Regions from separate parts of the Homo sapiens genome. Here region 2 is linked to region 1. A link is a loop called in an ENCODE intact Hi-C map of the cell type or tissue named here. Cell type or tissue: heart left ventricle. All regions are shown on one strand. Links, peaks and the distances in the headings refer to the core of each region. The heading gives the core; the rest is flanking DNA. Region 1 holds the start of LOC100505774 (a long non-coding RNA gene). Region 2 has its middle 64 kb from the start of PPP1CB-DT.

Evidence for each region. Peaks named below come from ENCODE experiments on the same cell type or tissue, not always from the same donor. Only the 100,000 strongest peaks of a DNase experiment are listed, where the experiment ranks them.
Region 2: it touches region 1 in a loop (2.1-fold over the local background); 6 of 110 quality-filtered maps call a loop at or near these places.

What each region holds. Positions count from the first base shown.
Region 1 is chr2:28,732,352-28,741,064 of GRCh38, forward strand. The region is part of intron 3 of PPP1CB-DT (PPP1CB divergent transcript); the gene reads right to left. It overlaps LOC100505774 (a long non-coding RNA gene), which reads right to left and starts at 3,854. Exons shown (of 2, transcript NR_145832.1): 1 at 3,676-3,854. In heart left ventricle, for the core only: no CTCF peak of the experiment used is centred there; a DNase peak (open chromatin) is centred at 3,960; H3K4me3 peaks cover 1,837 bases; H3K27ac peaks cover 1,923 bases.
Region 2 is chr2:28,683,829-28,692,541 of GRCh38, forward strand. It overlaps the pseudogene RNA5SP89. Among named protein-coding and RNA genes, the nearest start is that of PPP1CB-DT, 64 kb to the right of the region's middle. RefSeq lists a silencer at 595-889. In heart left ventricle, for the core only: no CTCF peak of the experiment used is centred there; a DNase peak (open chromatin) is centred at 8,253; H3K27ac peaks cover 35 bases.

The sequences.
Region 1 (8,713 bases), core at 287-8,286:
TGTCTCAAAAAAAAGAAAAAGAAAAAAAAAAGAAAGGCTATTTTCATTAAGCATTGGAAGCCTGATACAGCCTTTTTTCACTACAAGGACATACAGTACCAGCTAGGCCGATGACCTGCTATGTGGCTGGACAGGGAAGGCCAATCAATGCTGGAGAAACACTGGAAAATTTCAACTCCCAGCCTCTCCTTTTCCTAGGTCTAGGCCACTATTTCCCAAAGAGTGGTCTAATGGCCTCCTACAGTTGATTTGCCTTGGGGATTTATTTTAATTTTTGTTTATTGTTTTTTCTTAAAGAATGGGTCTTATCACCCAGACTGGAGTGCAGTGGTACAATCATAGCTCACTGCCACCTCAAACTCGTGGGCTCAAGCAATCCTCCCACTTCAGCCTCCCAAGGAACTGGGACTACAGGTACGTGCCACTGCATCCGGCTAATTTTTAAACTTTTTGTAGACACAAGGTCTCACCATTTTGCCCAGGCTGGTCTCAAATTCCTGGCCTCAAGTGATCCTCCTACCTGAGCCTCCCAAAGTTCTGGGATTATAGGTGTGAGCCACCACACCTGATCCCAGGGATTTATTTTTATTTTTTATTTTTGGAGACAGGATCTCACTCTGTCTCCCAGGCTGGAGTGCAATAGCATGATCACAGCTCACTGCAGCCTCAGTCTCCCAGGCTCAAGTGACCCTCCTGCCTCAGCCTCCTGAGTAGCTGAGACTACAGGCATGTGCCACCATGCTCAGCTAATTTTTTAACTTTTTGTAGAGACAGAGTTTCCCTATGTTGACCAGGCTGCCAGGGATTTATTAAAAATGCATGCATTTTTCTTTTTCTTTTTTTTTTTTTTTGAGACAGAGTCTCGCTGTGTCACCAGGCTGGAGTGCAGTGGCACGATCTTGGGTCACTGCAACCTCCAACTCCCTGGTTCAAGGGATTCTCCTGCCTCAGCCTCCTGAGTAGCTGGGACTACAGGCATGTGCCACCACACCCAGCTAATTTTTGTATTTTTGTAGAGATGGGGTTTCACCGTGTTGGTCAGGATGGTCTCAATCTCCTGACCTCGTGATCTGCCTGCTTTGGCCTCCCAAAGTGCTGGGATTACAGGCGTAAGCCACCGTGCCCAGCCAAAATGCACTTTTCTAGACCCCATCTCACACTTCTAATCAGAAGGTCTGGTCTTGAGCTAAGATATGAATTTTAACTAGCTTTCTGGAGAAGTGTAATGCACAATAGTGTTTTGAAAACCACTGCTAGCTGGTAAGCTGTATAACCATAAGCAAGTTAGCGTTACTGAACTTCTCTACGTCTCAGTTTCTTTGTCCACAAAATAAGGATAATAGTAGGTTCTATCTTCCAGGGTTATTGGTGGGATCAGATGAGTCAAGACATATAAAGCTCTTAGAACAGTGTCTAGCACCTAGTAAGCCCTCAATGATGGCTATTAGTATTTTCACCATTAGCATCATCTTTTTTTTTTTTTTTTTATGAAGTCTCGTTCTGTTGCCCAAGCTGGAGTGCAGTGGCGCCATCTCAGCTCACTGCAATCTCTGCCTTCCCGGTTCAGCGATTCTCCTGCCTCAGCCTCCTAAGTAGCTGGAACTAGAGGCGCATGCCACCATGCCTGGCTAATTTTTGTATTTTTAGTAGAGACGGGGATTCATCATGTTGGCCAGGCTGGTCTCGAACTCCTGGCCTCAGGTGATTCCCCTGCCTTGGCTTCCCAAAGTGCTGGGATTACGGGCGTGAGCCACCATGCCCGGCCCATCATTTTCATTTTCATTATTCAGCCCACCACATTTTTGTTTGCTCACAGACTTGATTTTTTTTTAATCAAGCAAAACCTAATGCATTGATTACTACATAAAGGGAGACTACACCCTTGACAGAGTCTTAGTGCCATCTCCCAGATCGGTTTTTATTGACAATATTTCAGGGTTTCTCCCTCTCAAGAATGGAAAAGATAGTATCCTAAGCCATCTCCACATTATGAAGCAGGATGGATTTATTTTAGAAAGGTTTCCAGTACAGACATTGTGATTCATACTTGTAATCCCAGTGCTTTGGAAGGCTGAGGCAGGAGGACCACTTAAGGCCAGGGGTTTGAGACCAGCCTGGGCAACACAGCAAGACCTCATCTGTCCAAAATATTTTTAAAAGTCATGTGCCTATAGTCCTAACTACTTGGGAGGCTGAGGTGAGAGGATCGCCTGAGCCCAGGAATTCAAGCCTGGAGTGAGCTATGATCACACCACTGTACTCCAGCCTGGGCAACAAAGCGAGACCCTGTCTCTAAAGAAAAAAAAAAGTTTCTAATGGTATTCATAGTGTTTGGCTTAAGGCTTACATTTGATCAGAGTTTGGCACATTTTTTCCCTATCTTGAAAGTTGTTTTGCATCTTAGTTGTGGGCTAAAAGTTCTCTATTTGCTGACAATAGCAACATACCAACTTGTTTAGTGTCATTCCTCCAAATGCCACTTGTTATAAATCACCTCATATTTATACTTTCCTTTTAAAAATGAACAAAATGGCTGGGCACAGTGGTTTACGCCTATAATCCCAGTACTTTGGGAGGCCAAGGTGGGCGAATCTCCTGAGGTCAGGAGTTCGAGACTAGCCTGGGCAACATGGCGAAACCCCATCTCTACTAAAAATACAAAAAAATTAGCCAGGCATGGTGGCGCATGCCTGTAATCTTGGCTACTCGGGAAGCTGAGGTGGGAGAATCACTTGAACCTGGGAGGCAGAGGTTGTAGTAAGCCGAGATTGCACTACTGCACTCCAGCGTGGGCCACAGAGCAAGACTCCATCTCAAAAAAAATAAAAAATAAAAAATTTTAAAATTTTAAAAAATTAAAGTGAATAAAATGTAGAAATAGAGTCCTCTAAATTGTCTGGGTGGCAGTGATTCTAACTAAATGAGGGAGGATCTTGGAGTTGCCATGCCAGTATATTTGGAAGTAGAGTACCAAAAAACAACTTCAAAATTTGCTTTGTAACTTGCCAGAGTTTGTAAGTAGAACTTAGAACACCACCATTTCTGTCAACTGTCTCTTCATCTGAATACTTCAAAGTGGGTTATGAACATTAATTAAGCCTCTAAGCATCCCTGTGATGTGGATAATTATACTAGCCATCCCTGCCTTTTGGATGACCACAGGAAAGGAGGAGGAGGTTACCTGAAGTGAATTCCCCAGGTTAAGCTGATTTGGCAGCAAAACCACCCAGGGAACTTTTTATGGTTGCAATCTAAATAATTCTGCACCTGCTTTCCCCAAACATAAATATAACTTTTTTTTTTTTTTTTTTTTTTACAGTCTTGCTCTGTTGCCCAGGCTGGAGTACAGTGGCAGGATCTATGCTCACTGCAACCTACGCCTCCCCGGTCCAACAGATTCTCCTGCCTCAGCCTCCTGAGTAGCTGGAATTACAAGCGTGTGCCACCACAGCTGGCTAATTTTTGTATTTTTAGTAGAGACAGTGTTTCGCCATGTTGGCCAGGGTGGTCTTGAACTCCTGACCTCAAACAATCCACCCGTCTCGGCCTCCCAAAGTGCTGAGATTACAGGCATGAACCACCGCACCCAGCCTCCCCAAACATAAACATAACATTTTTACATGAGTTGTTGAAAAAGGAATCCAAATTTACCAAATCAGTAATTAAAAGTCTAACCTGGTGAAGAGAAAACGCAGGTATACCCTGGGATTAGTCAGAGTTTAGCTGCTCAGAGTTCCTTTCTGTCCAGTCTGCTTCCCAGTGGACTTTTGTCCTTCCCTCTTATTTCCATTTCCCAATAAACTGAGAGCCCACAGTGCTGGCCTGTAGTGTGGGAAACAGCCTGAGTTACTGATGCCAGGCATGGCCTAAACAGTCTCCTGTGGGAGAGCTATGCCTACCGGATCCAAAGTGTCTACTTGGCTCCACCCCATTTCACTCGTGTGCCAGTTTCTGCTAAACATAGCCCAGCTCCCAGCTGGCAAGGCTCTGAACTATTTTTAGCTGGGTCCAGGGCTCAGGCCAAGAGATCTAGATAGGTAGCTGAGATTCAGCTCTAGTGTTTTAAAAATAATAACCTTTATTGTTTTTCTTCTCATTATAATTTATGTTTCAGTTTAGACTTTTGGAAATATAGCCGAGAAAAAGGTGTGACCATTTAGAAAACAGCAAAAAGAAGAAAATTAAAATTTTCTGTAATACTCTTTATCAAAGTATAATATATACAGCAATGTGCACCAATCTTAAATATACATTTTGGTACACTTTTATGTAATTATATTCTTGTTTAACTGCCACTTTGATCAATATGAAGAAGACTCCACATAGTGGGACACCATCTCTACAAAAAATTTAAAAATTAGCCGGGCATGGTGGCACACACCTATGGTCCCAGCTACTTAGGAGGCTGAGATGGGAAGATCACTTGAGTCCGGGAGGTGGAGGTTGCACTGAGCCATGTTCACGCCACTTCCCTTCAGCCTGGGTGACAGAGCAAGATCATATCTTAAAACAAAACAAACAAACAAAAAGACAAAAAGAAAAACAGGACATTCCAGCACTCCAAAAAGTTCTCATTCGTCCCTTCCCAGCCAATATCCCTATGACCCAGAGATAAACCCTATTCTGACTTATATCACTTTTGATTAGTTTTACCTATTTTGAATTTCATAAAAATGAAATCATATGTACTTTTTTTTGAAAAAGGGTCTCACTCTATTGTCCAGGCTGGAATGCAGTGGCATGATCACAGCTCACTGCAGCTTCAACCTCCCTGGTTTGGGTAGCTGAGACCATAGGTACATGCCAACATGCCTGGCTAAATTTTTTTATTTTACTTTTGGTATAGATGGGGTCTCACAATGTTGTCCAGGCTGGTCTTGAACTCCTGGGCTTAAGCAAACCTCCCACCTTGGCCTCCCAAAGTACAGGATTACAGATGCAAGCCACCGTTCCCAGCCCATATATACTTTTTAAGTCTGTCTTTGTTCACTCATAATGTCTGTGGGGTTTATCCATGTTGTTACATGTAGTAGTAGATGGTTTTTTTGTCTGTTTTTACTGTGTAAAATTCTACCACATGAATACACTATAATTTATTAGTTCCCCACTGAGACTTATTTGGCTTATTTCCAAAGTTTGGTTATTAAAAATAAAACTGTCATGAACATTTTGTCCACATATTTTAATGGTCATATGCATTCATTTTTGGGGGTATATACCTAGGAGTGGAAGTGCTAAACCACAGAGAAAGCTTCGATCTAGCTTTCATAGATGTGCCAGTTTTCCAAAGTGGTTGCACCATTTTACAGTCCCACCAGCAATGTGTAGAAGTTCTAATTGCTCTATATCCTCATCAACACTTGATATCATCAGTCTTTTTAATTTTAGCCATTGTGGAGAGTGTGGGTTGGTATCTCATTGTGATTTGCATTTGCATTTGCCTGGTGACTAATGATGTCTTAAGTACCTTTTTCACATACTTACTAGATATTTGGACATCCTCTTCTGTGAAATGCTTGTTCAAGTGTTTTGCCCATTTTATAATTGGGTTGTCTGTCTTTTCCTTATTGGTTTATAGAATTTAAATTCTTCATTGGAGAGAGAAAGAGAGAGGTGGATTGCAAATACTTTCTCTCAGTCTGTGACTTGCCCTTTCGAAAAAGTTCTTATTTTTAATGAATCCAATTATCAATCTTTCCTTTTATGGTTAGTTTTTTTGTTTGTTTGTTTTTGGTTTTTGTACCTTGTTTAAGAAATCTGGCTGGGTGTCATGGCTCACGCCTGTAATCCTAGCACTTTGGGAGGCCGAGGCAGGCAGATCATTTGAGGTCAGGAGTTCAAAACCAGCCTGGCCAACATGGTGAAACCCCGTCTCTACTAAAAATACAAAAATTAGCTGGGTGTGGTGGCAGGCACCTGTAATCCCAACTGCCCAGGAGGCTGAGGCAGGAGAATCGCTTGAACCTGGGAGGCGGAGGTTGCAGTGAGCCGAGATCACACTACTGCACTCCATCCTGGGCAATAGAGACTCCATCTCAAAAAAAAAAAAGAAAAAAGAAATCTTTGACTGCCATAAAGTCATGAAGATATTCTTCCATGTATTCTTCAGAAGCTTTATTGTTTTGCCATTTAGGTCTATGATCCATCTCAAGTTAATTTTTCACATATGGTATGAAAAAAGGCCAAAGCTCATTATTTTTTTATAAGACTATCCAATTACTCCAGAATCATTTATTGAAAAGACCATCTTTTCCCCACTATATATATGTGAGTCTATTTCTGAACTCTATACTCTCTTCTATTGATTTGTCTGTTCTCGTACTAATATCACACTGTCTTAATTACTGTAATTTCATATTAAATTTTAAAATCTGATAGTATAATCCACCAACTTTGTTCTTTCTCTTCAAGATGGTCTTGTCTATTTTAGATCTTTTGCGGTTCTATATACATTTAAGAGTCAACTTGTCAATTTGGGGGTTTTGGGGGGGTTGTTTTGTTTTTGTTCTTTGTTGTTTTTTTTTTTTTTTGAGATGGAGTCTCACTCTGCTGCCCAGGCTGGAGTGCAGTGGCGTGACTTTGGCTCACTGTAACCTCCACCTTCTAGATTCAAACGATTCTCCTGCCTCAGCCTCCCCAGTAGCTGGGATTATAGGTGCCTGCCACCATGCCCAGCTAATTTTTGTATTTTTAGTAGAGATGAGGTTTCACCATGTTGGCCCAGCTGGTCTCGAACTCCTGACCTCAGGTGATCTACCCACCTCAGCCTCCCGAAGTGCTGGGATTACAGGCATGAGCCGCCACGCCTGGTCTGGAGCCTTCTCCATTTTAGCGGGAAAGAATAGACCATATTCATTTATTCCATGAAGTTTGGATTGTGAAAATTGAAGGAGAATCTCAAACTTGAAAAACTAACAAGGAAAGATATCTTGGAATCATCTTGGACTCATCATTCTCCTTTGTCCCCCTGTGAATCCTGGGCCACCAACTTCTGGCAATCCCAGCTCAAAGGCAACTCTAGATGCTTCCTCTTCTTCATTCCCATCACTGTGGAGTAGCCTGGGTCAGCCCATTCCTGCCAAACCTGGTCTGATACCAGGCGAAGAATATACTGTTCTTCGCTCATTCTGCTGTTTCTCTGATGAAACATTTTGAGAAGGGATTCTTTAGGATTTTCTAAGGCAATGGCTTCCTAAGCAGTCGTGCTGCTTCCACTCATTTCCATCACCTTCTGCTGTCAACCTTCTTGTGGCTCCCAACACACTCCAAATGTAATCCAGTGTCCTTGACACAGCTCGCTCCATCTGGCCCTTCTCTACTTCTGACCTCTTCTTCTATTCCTCCAACCTTTCTACCTAATTGCTGTTCTTCATCTATGCCAAGCATGTTTCCAGCTGGGGACCTTTACAAGGTGGTTATTTTTCCTGGAAATAATCACCCCTTCCTGAACCCACTCTCGGATATTTACATGGCCCACATTCTCATTTTTTTGCAGATTGCTGCTTATTTATTTACTTATTTATTTATTTTCAGATGGAGTCTTGCTCTGTTGCCCAGGCTGGAGTGCCATGGCTTGATCTGGCTCACTGCAACCTCCACTTCCCAGGTTCCAGCGATTCTCCTGCCTCCGCCTACCGAGTAGCTGGGACTAAAGGTGCCCACCACCTTACCCCACCAATTTTTGTATTTTTAGTAGAGACAGGGTTTCACCATGTTGGCCAGGCTGGTCTTGAACTCCTGACCTCAAGTGATCCACCTGCCTTGCCTCCCAAAGTGCTGGGATTACAGGTGTGAGCCACTGTGCCCAGCCAGATTGCTGCTCATGTGTCACTTCCTCAGAGAGATCTTCCATGACAACCCTGTTTAAAGCAGCATTCTTCTCCATCCCAACCTCTTACCCTGCTTCATTTTTCTTCCTAGCCTTCAGCACTACACACACACACACACACACACACACACACACACACACACACACACTCTCTCCTAGAGACTCTCCTAGAGAACCAATGATTCTGGTTTACCCAGGGGGTTCCTGGGCAGAATTTGAGTGCTAAAAGCAGGAATGTCCCAGGCAAACTGGAATGGATTGGTCACTTCTCCCCTCCTATCAGAATATAAGTTTTATGAGGGAAAGAGCTTTATTTCATTCTCCACTTTCTCCCCAGCACATGACACAGTGCCTGGCACAGAGTAGGTGCTCATAAATATTTATTGAACAAATGAATGCATGAATAATTTCTTATTTCAAACAACATCTGGATTAAACTCTCTGACCTAGCATTCCAATTTCTTCTTGACTTCCCCATCTTAATACCCCACCCTATTTCCTACCACTTCCTCTGATGCACCCTCTGCTCCAGGGACCCCAGTCTCCTCTCTTTCACAATCCCTTCACATGAAGAGCCCTCCCCTATCTCTTCTAGCTGAATCAGTCTCTTTCACATCTTTTATTTTTTGAAATCTTTATCAGTGAAAAGGCCTAAGGGATGAATGGGTCCCTATCAGAATTCCCTTGAATATTGTTACAAAATATATCCTCCTCCACTCCCAATGCTGAGAAATAGTTATGATGTTCTTGGGGAAGGAGGAGAAATTAAACACTGATATTTTGAAAAAGTTCCCTAGGTGATTCTGACAACAAACATGCAGCTACTTCAATCAAAAATCACTTATCTAGTCCATCAATGGATGAATGGAAAAAGAAAATGTGGTA
Region 2 (8,713 bases), core at 309-8,308, 49 kb before region 1:
TGGAAGTAGAAGAGAGACTTTGTTTGGGTTTGAGGTCGCCAAAAACGTTGCGGGCCTACTATGTACAAAGCATGGTGCGGGATGTACAAAGCTGAAAAACATGCAATTCTTGACTTCAGGATAGTCCCTAAGACAAGAGAGTAATGAGTCTACAGCCATACCGCCCTGAATGCGCCTTATCTAGGAAGCTAAGCAGAGTCAGGCCTAGTTAGTACTTGGAAAAGAGACAAAAGAGTAAATAAATTGTGGTGAATAAAACAGGAGAAATAATCTGAAAGGAAGGTAGAACCCTAGACCATTAAGCGCTTGTTAAAAAAAAAAATAATAGTAATAATGATAACACCACCAGCAAAAAACAAAAACCCCTAGTTTTGGAGCAGAGGCCTGGTTGGAAAGAGAAGAGCCAGGTGCAGATATTTGATCCTCTCCACTCTCCCACAAAGAGCTCGGCACAGGATAAGGTCAAACACAAGAAGATCACCGCTTATCAGTGACACATCTGCTAAGCTGCAGTCAGCGCCCGTCTGCCTGCCTGCTACCCTCTGTAACCCGGCCCGCCTTATCAGGAGCTCGGTCTATTTCCGCAAGTGAGGGGCAGCACAGCAAGAAGACCGGGATGGTGGCTCCAGTATACATCAGGAAGATGGGGCACTCAGCAACAGCCCTCTAGGAGATCTCCATGGTGCCAGGGGCTTTCTACTCAGGCCACACTAGATAGGGCTTCCACGCTGAACTCTCCAAAAGCCAGTTTGAGTCATGTCAGTATCAGTCTGTCCCCAACCCTCAACCATCAGTGGCTGCTTCCCTGTGCCAGACTCCTATTTAAACTCCTCAGCCCAGCATCTGGTGCCCTTCACCATCTGACTCCAGTTTGCTCTTCCAGCCTCATCCCCAGTACTCGTGCTGGTTCCTTCACCTAGAACACCTTGCCCGCCTCACCCGGGCTCCACTGTTGGAGTCCTGCCCACTCTTTCAGATCTGCCTCAGATACCTTTTCCCTCAGAGAGACTTCCCTGATCCACCCAGAACCCCTTCTTCCTCCCTGCCCCACCCATTTCCTGAAATGACCTCGATCTCCTCTGACTTCTCCTGCATTTTAGACCTGGCTGGTATCACTTGTCACATCCCACCTAGGATTGGGTCTCTCTTATTCCATTTACTTGGAAGCTCCCTGAGGTGAGACTCTCTATTGTACTGTTCTCCATCTCCCATCTCCGGAGGTTCACATGCCAAAGGTTCTCTCCCTTAAAGGATGGACTCGCTGCCGTAGCTTCCACCATTTTGTCAAAGTGGTGGACTCCAAAACTCAAGTTCCTATCTCCAGACAGCTCTCTGAGCATTGGTGTTTGTACATCCAGTTAGCATCTTGGAATCAGCGTGCTATAGCCCCCATAATACCTGAACTTCCTTTACTAACATAAATCCAAAAGTGAAGTCTTCCTCCTCTTCCTTGACTTCCCTATTCCTGCCATGGTGTAGAATGTACAAAGCTGGGAAACATGCAACTCTTGACTTCAAGGTAGTCCCTTGAAGTCACTGCCCAGTGCAGCGGGGCTATTGAAACCCCATCCTGGCCCCCAAATGCTCACAGCCACTCATGGAATGGGCATTCTCAGAAAATTCATTCTTGAATGCCCTTTCACCCTACCCATGCCTGTCTCCCCTGTAGCCTTCCCCTGTAACCCATCCGTCTTTTTCAGGCCACTCCCTCCTGCATCATGCATGGAAGGACCCTGATATAGTTTGGATATTTGTCTCCGCCGAAATCTCATGTTGAATTGTAATCCCCAATGCGGGAGGCGGGGCCTGGTGGGAGGTGTTTGAATCCTGGGGGCAGATCCCTCATAGCCTGGTGCTGTCTTTGTGATAGTGAGTTCTTGCAAGACCTGGTCATTTATAAGCATATGGCACTTCCCTCTATTCTCTCTCTCTTGCCCGTGCTTTTGCCATGTGACACGCCTGCTCCCCCTTTGCCTTCTTCCATGGCTGTAAGTTTCCTGAGGCCTCCCTAGAAGCCAAGCAGATGCTAGCACCAGGCTTCCTGTAAAGCCTGCAGAAACATGAGCCAATTAAACCTCTTTTCTTTATAAATTACCCAGTCACAGGTATTTCTTTATAGCAATGCAAGAACGGCCCAATACAGACCCTCTTCCCTAGCTTTCAACTTTCTTGCTGTTTTCCAGCCTCAGACTTGAGTTTCCTCCTTTCCCAGGCCTGGCTGTGCCTGAGAATGAAGTAAAAGACCCCCTTTCAGTGGGGTCTTTGTCCTCACTCTGTTCCCTGCTCTTGGTGACCCTAACTAGCTCAGGCACGTCTCCAGAAGATGCCTTCAGTTGTCCAGGCTGAAAAGCCCAGAATCAGCTTTAACTCCTCTCTCTCCTTCAGTGCCCAGGCCCATTTACTCCTCTGGTATAATGACTTTGGAATCTCCCCCTTGGGTCCTATCACTCTTCTTTGTCAAGACCCTGAAACATGCATCAGTACCAATTACTCCTTCCCTCCATGGGCTCCCCTGAGTGAGGTCCTCCTTCCATTCTAGTCCTAAGCACTTGGCTTATGAGTCTGTGTCTCCCTCCATACTGTGAGGATGAAGAAGGGACTAATCAATCCTGTGTCCCCAGTGTCAACAAAGGTCTTTTTTTTTTTTTTTTTGAGACGGAGTCTTGCTCTGTTGCCCAGGCTGGAGTGCAGTGGCACAATCTTGGCACATTGCAACCTCTGCCTTTGGGTTCAAGCAATCCTTCTGCCTCAGCCTCCCGAGTAGCTAGGATTACAAGCGCCGGCCACCACACCCCGCTAATTTTTGTATTTTTAGTAGAGACGGGGTTTCACCATATTGGTCAGGCAGGTCTCGAACTCCTGACCTCAGGTGATCCTCCTGCCTCAGTCTCCCAAAGCTCTGGGATTACAGGAGTGAGCCACCGCCCTGGCCTACAAAGGTCTTTTTTATAGTAGGTGCTCAATAAATGAAGACATATTGGATGAGTGCCCGCCTGCCATGTGCAAAATCCAGTGTTAAGTGCTAGGGGAACCCAGAAGCCCTGCTGCCTGGAAACCATTAGATATGGACTTACAGGATGGATAATGTAAGAACAAAGTGCAGACTGGTGCTGCAGGGCTTCTGAGAAAGAGAAGGCGACCCAACAGCACACAGTAAAACAAATATACGGGGAGGAGCAGGGAAGTAGAGGGGAGAGCTCAAAAGGGAGAAATGGTGCATGGCTAATAAGAGACAATGAATAGACCGGTTTGGGGAGGCCAGGTTGGAGAAATGGGCGGAGTCCAATTGCAAGGGCTGATGAATACCAGGGTAATGGCAATGCCTTTAGCTAACTTTCATTGAGTACCTGCTGGATACCAAACACTAATTTATGTTTTGTTCATGGATTATCTCATGTATTCCTTATAGTCCTATGAGGCAATTACTGTGATTACACAGTCTGGGTATGATTATACCCACTTTGAGGAAAGAGGATGAGGAAACTAAAGCATGGAAAGGTTCTCCCACTCACCCAGGCCCACACAGTGGTTAAGTGGTAGAGAAGGGAAGGGTTCAAACCAATGACAACTTGGTGCAAGAGCCTACACTCTCAGCCACTACCCTCTCCAGTCACTCAGGTTAAGCCTTGGTCTTTATTCTGAAGGCAGCAAGGAGATATGGAAAATGGGGAGGAGGAAGAGGTGAGCAAGAAGAGTGACACACACCACTGGAGGTTCTGGAGTCTTCATCTACCAACTCTCTGTAGGGCACATTTGGAAAGGAAAAGGGAAAACTGAAGTCTAGGGGGTTAATTTAGAGGAAAGGGACAAAACAGTGCTATAGAAAAGCCCTGGACTTCAAAGGGAAACCTGAGTTTGAGCTCCATATCAGGACTTCATGGGCTACTCAGCCCTTTCTTAGGGACTCTGTTTTCCCATCTGTAAATGGAGAGAAGAACTGGGATCCCTGCCAGCTCTCAGGTTCTGTGGTTTGATGGGGATTTTGTAATGTGAGGAGATGGCCACCTCAATTAATCCACGGCATAGAATCAGCTAAACCCCGTCTCCAGCCTCACACCCCTTATGGAGCCTTCCTGATTACAGCCTCCAACTCCCGTCCCCGTGTCTGCACCACATGTTGGTGACTTGGCGTATACTGTCTCATGCCATTATGGGTCTTTGAAGATTATGTCCTCAGCTAAACCCACAGCCCCTGGAGGGCCAGGGGTGGTTTTGTCTTGTGTTTCTCCATGGGTTTTTCTCTCGGCATTTAGTTCTGTGCATATTATACAACAGACCTTCACTAAAGTCATATTGGGTTTTAAATAACCCACAGGGTGTACAGGTCAGAAGTTACCCTGCCCCGGGCCAGGTGCAGTGACTCATGCCTGTTATCCCAGCATTCTGGGAGGCCAAGGAGGGTGGATCACCTGAGGTCAAGAGTTCAAGACCAGCCTGGCCAACATGGTAAAATCCCATCTCTAATAAACATACAAAAAAATTAGCTGGGCATGGTGGCACATGCCTGTAATCCTAGCTACTCAGGAGGCTGAGGTGGGAGAATAAATTGAACCCAGGAAGCAGAGGTTGCGGTGAGCTGAGATCGTGCTAGTGCACTCCCACTTGGGTAACAGAGCAAGACCCTGTCTCAAAAGAAAAAAAAAAAAAAAGAAGACGGTCCCCTGCCTGTGTTTTTAGGCCTGTCATTTACATCTGTGCCAGACAACCAGGACATATCCTGTGACAGAGTTGTAAACTGCAGAGGCTTTGTACCCTTGTCACAGTCAACAGGCATCTTCCCTGGATTCAAGGCCAACAATGCTGCTTCTTGGATGTAATGTTTAATCTCATCTATAAAATAACACTAGCAATCCCTACCTCTGAGTGTGGTTGTGGGGACTGAATGATGTTATATGTGTTTATGTATTTTGCATCCTATAAAATACTACATCAATATAAGGTCATGTAAATTCTCCAAGGCACTGAGCTGTATTTGCCCATTTTCACAGTGCTATAAAGAACTGCCCAGGACTGGGTAATTTATAAAGAAAACAAGTTTAATTGACTCACAGTTCTACATGGCTGGGAAGGCCTCAGGAAACTTACAATCATGGAGGAAGGTGCAGGGAAAGCAAGACACGTCTTACATGGTGGCAGAACAGAGAGAGAGAGCAAAGAGGGAAGTGCTGCCTTTAAACCAGCAGAGCTCAAAAGAACTCACTCACTATCATGAGAACAGCATGGAGAAAACCGCCCCCATGATCCAATCACTTCCCACCAGGTCCCTCCCTCAACAAGTGGGGATTTCAATTCAAGATGAGATTTGGGTAGGAACACAGAACTAAACCATATCATGAGCCAAGTTCAAGTTCTGACTCCAAATTGCATGGCTTTGAACTAGCCATTTAATCTCTAGTCTCTTCTACTGCATATGGATCATACCCCTTTAAAATTGTGCTCAAATTTTACATGCCCATTCCCACCCCTCCCCTACTTTCAGGCTCCAGGGATTAATTTCTTTCTCAGCCCTCACAGCCTGGCTTAAAGCCCTGATGCCCGCTCAAGTCAGAATTGATTCTCTCTCCTTCTGGGCCATCATTTTGGATGATCTCTACCTCTTCTCCAAATAGCTTCATCCTGATTATATAGCCATCTTCCAGGGTCAGCAAACTTTCTCTATAAAGGTCCAGATAACAAATAGTTTGGCTTTGTGGGTCACATGGCCTCTGTTGCAACTACTCAATTCCACCGTCGTTGTGTGAAAACAGCCGTAGACAATATGTAAATGAATAGACATGACTGTGTTCTAAAAAAACTTTTTATTTACAAAACAGGGGGCAGACACGGTGGCTCACATCTGTCATCCCAGCATTTTGGGAAGCCAAGGTGGGAGGATTTCTTGAGGTTAGAAGTTCAAAACCAGCCTGGGCAACATAGCGAGACCTCATTTCTACAAAAAATTAAAAATTAGCTGGGTGCAGTAGCACACACCTGTAGTGCTAGCTACTCAAGAGGCTGAGATGCGAGGATCACTTCAGCCCAGCAGGAAAAGGCTGCAGTGACCCATGATTGCACTACTGCATTCCAGCCAGAGCAACAGAGCAAGACTCTGTCTCAAAAATAAACAAATAAATAAAAATAATTAGCCAGGCGTGGTGTCATGTGCCTGTAGTACCAGTTAGTCAGGAGGCTGAGGCAGGAGAGGATCACTTGAGCCCAGAGTTGAAGGTTGCAGTGAGCTATGATCACACCACTGCCCTTTAGCCTAGGAAACAGAACAAGACCCAGTCTCAAAACAAAAAACAAAAAAATGAGTACTGGCAAAATTGACCCTCAGGCAGTAGTCTTCCCACCCCTGCTCTAGATCGTCACCTCCCAAAAGTACTAACAGAACATTTATTTATTTTTTACTGGAGATGGAGTCTCCCTCTGTCGCCCAGGCTGGAGTGCAGTGGCACGATCTTGGCTCACTGCAACCTCTGCCTCCTGAGTTCAAGTGATTCTCCTGCCTCAGCCTCCTAAGTAGCTGGGACTACAGGTGCATGCCACCACGCCCAGCTAATTTTTTTTGTATTTTTAGTAGAGACAGGGTTTCACCATGTTGGCCAGGCTGGTCTCGAACTCCTGACCTCAAGTGATCTGCCTGCCTCCGCCTCCCAAAGTGCTGTGATTACAGGCATGAACCACCACATCTGGCCCTAACCGGATCTTTTGTTTTTGTTTTTGTTTTTGTTTGAGACAGAGTGTCACTCTGTCACCCAGGCTGGAGTGCAGTGGCACAATCTTGGCTCACTGCAACCTTCACCTCCCAGGTTCAAGCAATTCTCCTGCCTCAGCCTCCTGAGTAGCTGGGATTACAGGTGTGTGCCACCACGCCTGGCTAATTTTTGTATTTTAGTAGAGACAGTGTTTCACCATGTTGACCAAGCTGGTCTTGAACTCCTGACCTCGGGTGATCTGCCCGCCTCGGCTTCCCAAAGTGCTAGGATTACAGGCATGAGCCACTGCGCCCGGCCCCTAACAGCATCTTATTCATCTCTGTATTCTCACTCATAGCCTTGAGGCCAAGCACAGAGTTTAACCCCAAGAGGTCTCAAAAAATAAATAAATAGCAGTAATAAAAATAGTGCCTTTTACTGAAGCCTCATAAGGTACAAAATACAGACAGTCCCCAACTTATGATGGTTAGACATACAATTTTTTGACTTAACATTAAGTTTATCAAAGAGCTTCTTATGACTTACAGTGGGATTACAGTTTGTACTGAATACTTACTGCTTTTGCATCAGGATGAAGTAAAAAAGTTATAAGTTGAACCACCATAAGTCGGGGACCATCTGCTGTGTTACCAGCATCAAATGCATTTTCAACTTCAGATATCTTCCACTTCTGATGGATTTAGTGGGACACAGCCCCATCACAAGTCAAGGAGCATCTGTACTTGGAACTCTATAAGTTTGTTTTTCGTTGCTGTTGTTGTTTTTTGAGACGGAGTCTCCTTCTATCACCCAGGCTGGAACGCAGTGGTGCAATCTTGGCTCACTGCAACCTCCATCTCTCGGGTTCAAGCCATTCTGCCTCAGCCTCCTGAGTAGCTAGGACTACAGATGTGTGCCACCACGCCCCGCTAATTTTTGTATTTTTAGTAGAGATGGGGTTTTGCCATGTTGGCCAGGCTGGTCTCGAACTCCTGACCTCAGGTGATCCACCCGCCTCAGCCTCCCAAAGTGCTGGGATTACAGGCATGAGCCACTGCGCCCAGCCAAGGTTGGTATTCATTATTCCATTGTACATATGAGGAAAATGAGATCAGGTAATTTGTCCAAGTCTGCACAGCTGGTAAGTATCAGAGCAGGAGATCACACCCAGGTCTATGCAAAGCATAGCTGCCATGTCACACTACATGCGTTTGCAAAGGCTCATTGGATTAACTATGAGGGATGAGGTTGAGCCAGGTATCTTCTAGTCTCCCAGCAGTCAGCAAAAGAATCGTCAAGTCCCAGCCTGGCTTCCAGTGTAGTCACAGGCTGTCCCACTGGGCTGGGGAAGCACAATTTGACATGCTCTTTTGTCTTCTTGTCACTTGCCCAGAGCTAGTCCCCGCATCTGCTCTGACACACACAGCTCAGCAGCAGGCATAGTGACCTCTGAGTATAAGCACAGGCTGTCTGGGGGGCTAAGCCATTGTGTGCCCAACAGTCCATTCTTTCTCAGAAGCCCAGAGAGTGAGGACAGCTGTGAGCGACCTCCAGTCTGCTGGAGTGGAGCCAGCATTCCACACACGGCAACAGCCAAAAGGAATTTATGGGAAGAGGGAGAGCGGGAGGTGGGGTCAGGGGCCAGATCTGAGTTCAGTTACCCAACTTCCTGCTGCCCAATGCTGTCTCAAATCATGGTAGGATCCCAAGCCTTAAAGGGACAAAGATAGAAGCCAGGAAAGCAGTTTTAGGGAGCAAGACTGAGGGTACGTACCATGCCTTCAAAGTAAATCATCTCCTCCCCTCAACCCTAGACACACACACACACACACGCACACAAACACACCTTCCAGGCATGGAGAATAATGTGGACTCCAGTTTTAAAAACGTGCAGTATAAGACAAGGCTTGGAAGTACACAGTGGAATTTGATCACTACCCACCTAGGGGCCACTAGAACATTTTGGCGCAAGCAACTGAGATGGTGATTTGGGATAAGTTCCTGGAAGCAGTGGCCAGAAAACCAGTTAGCAGGCT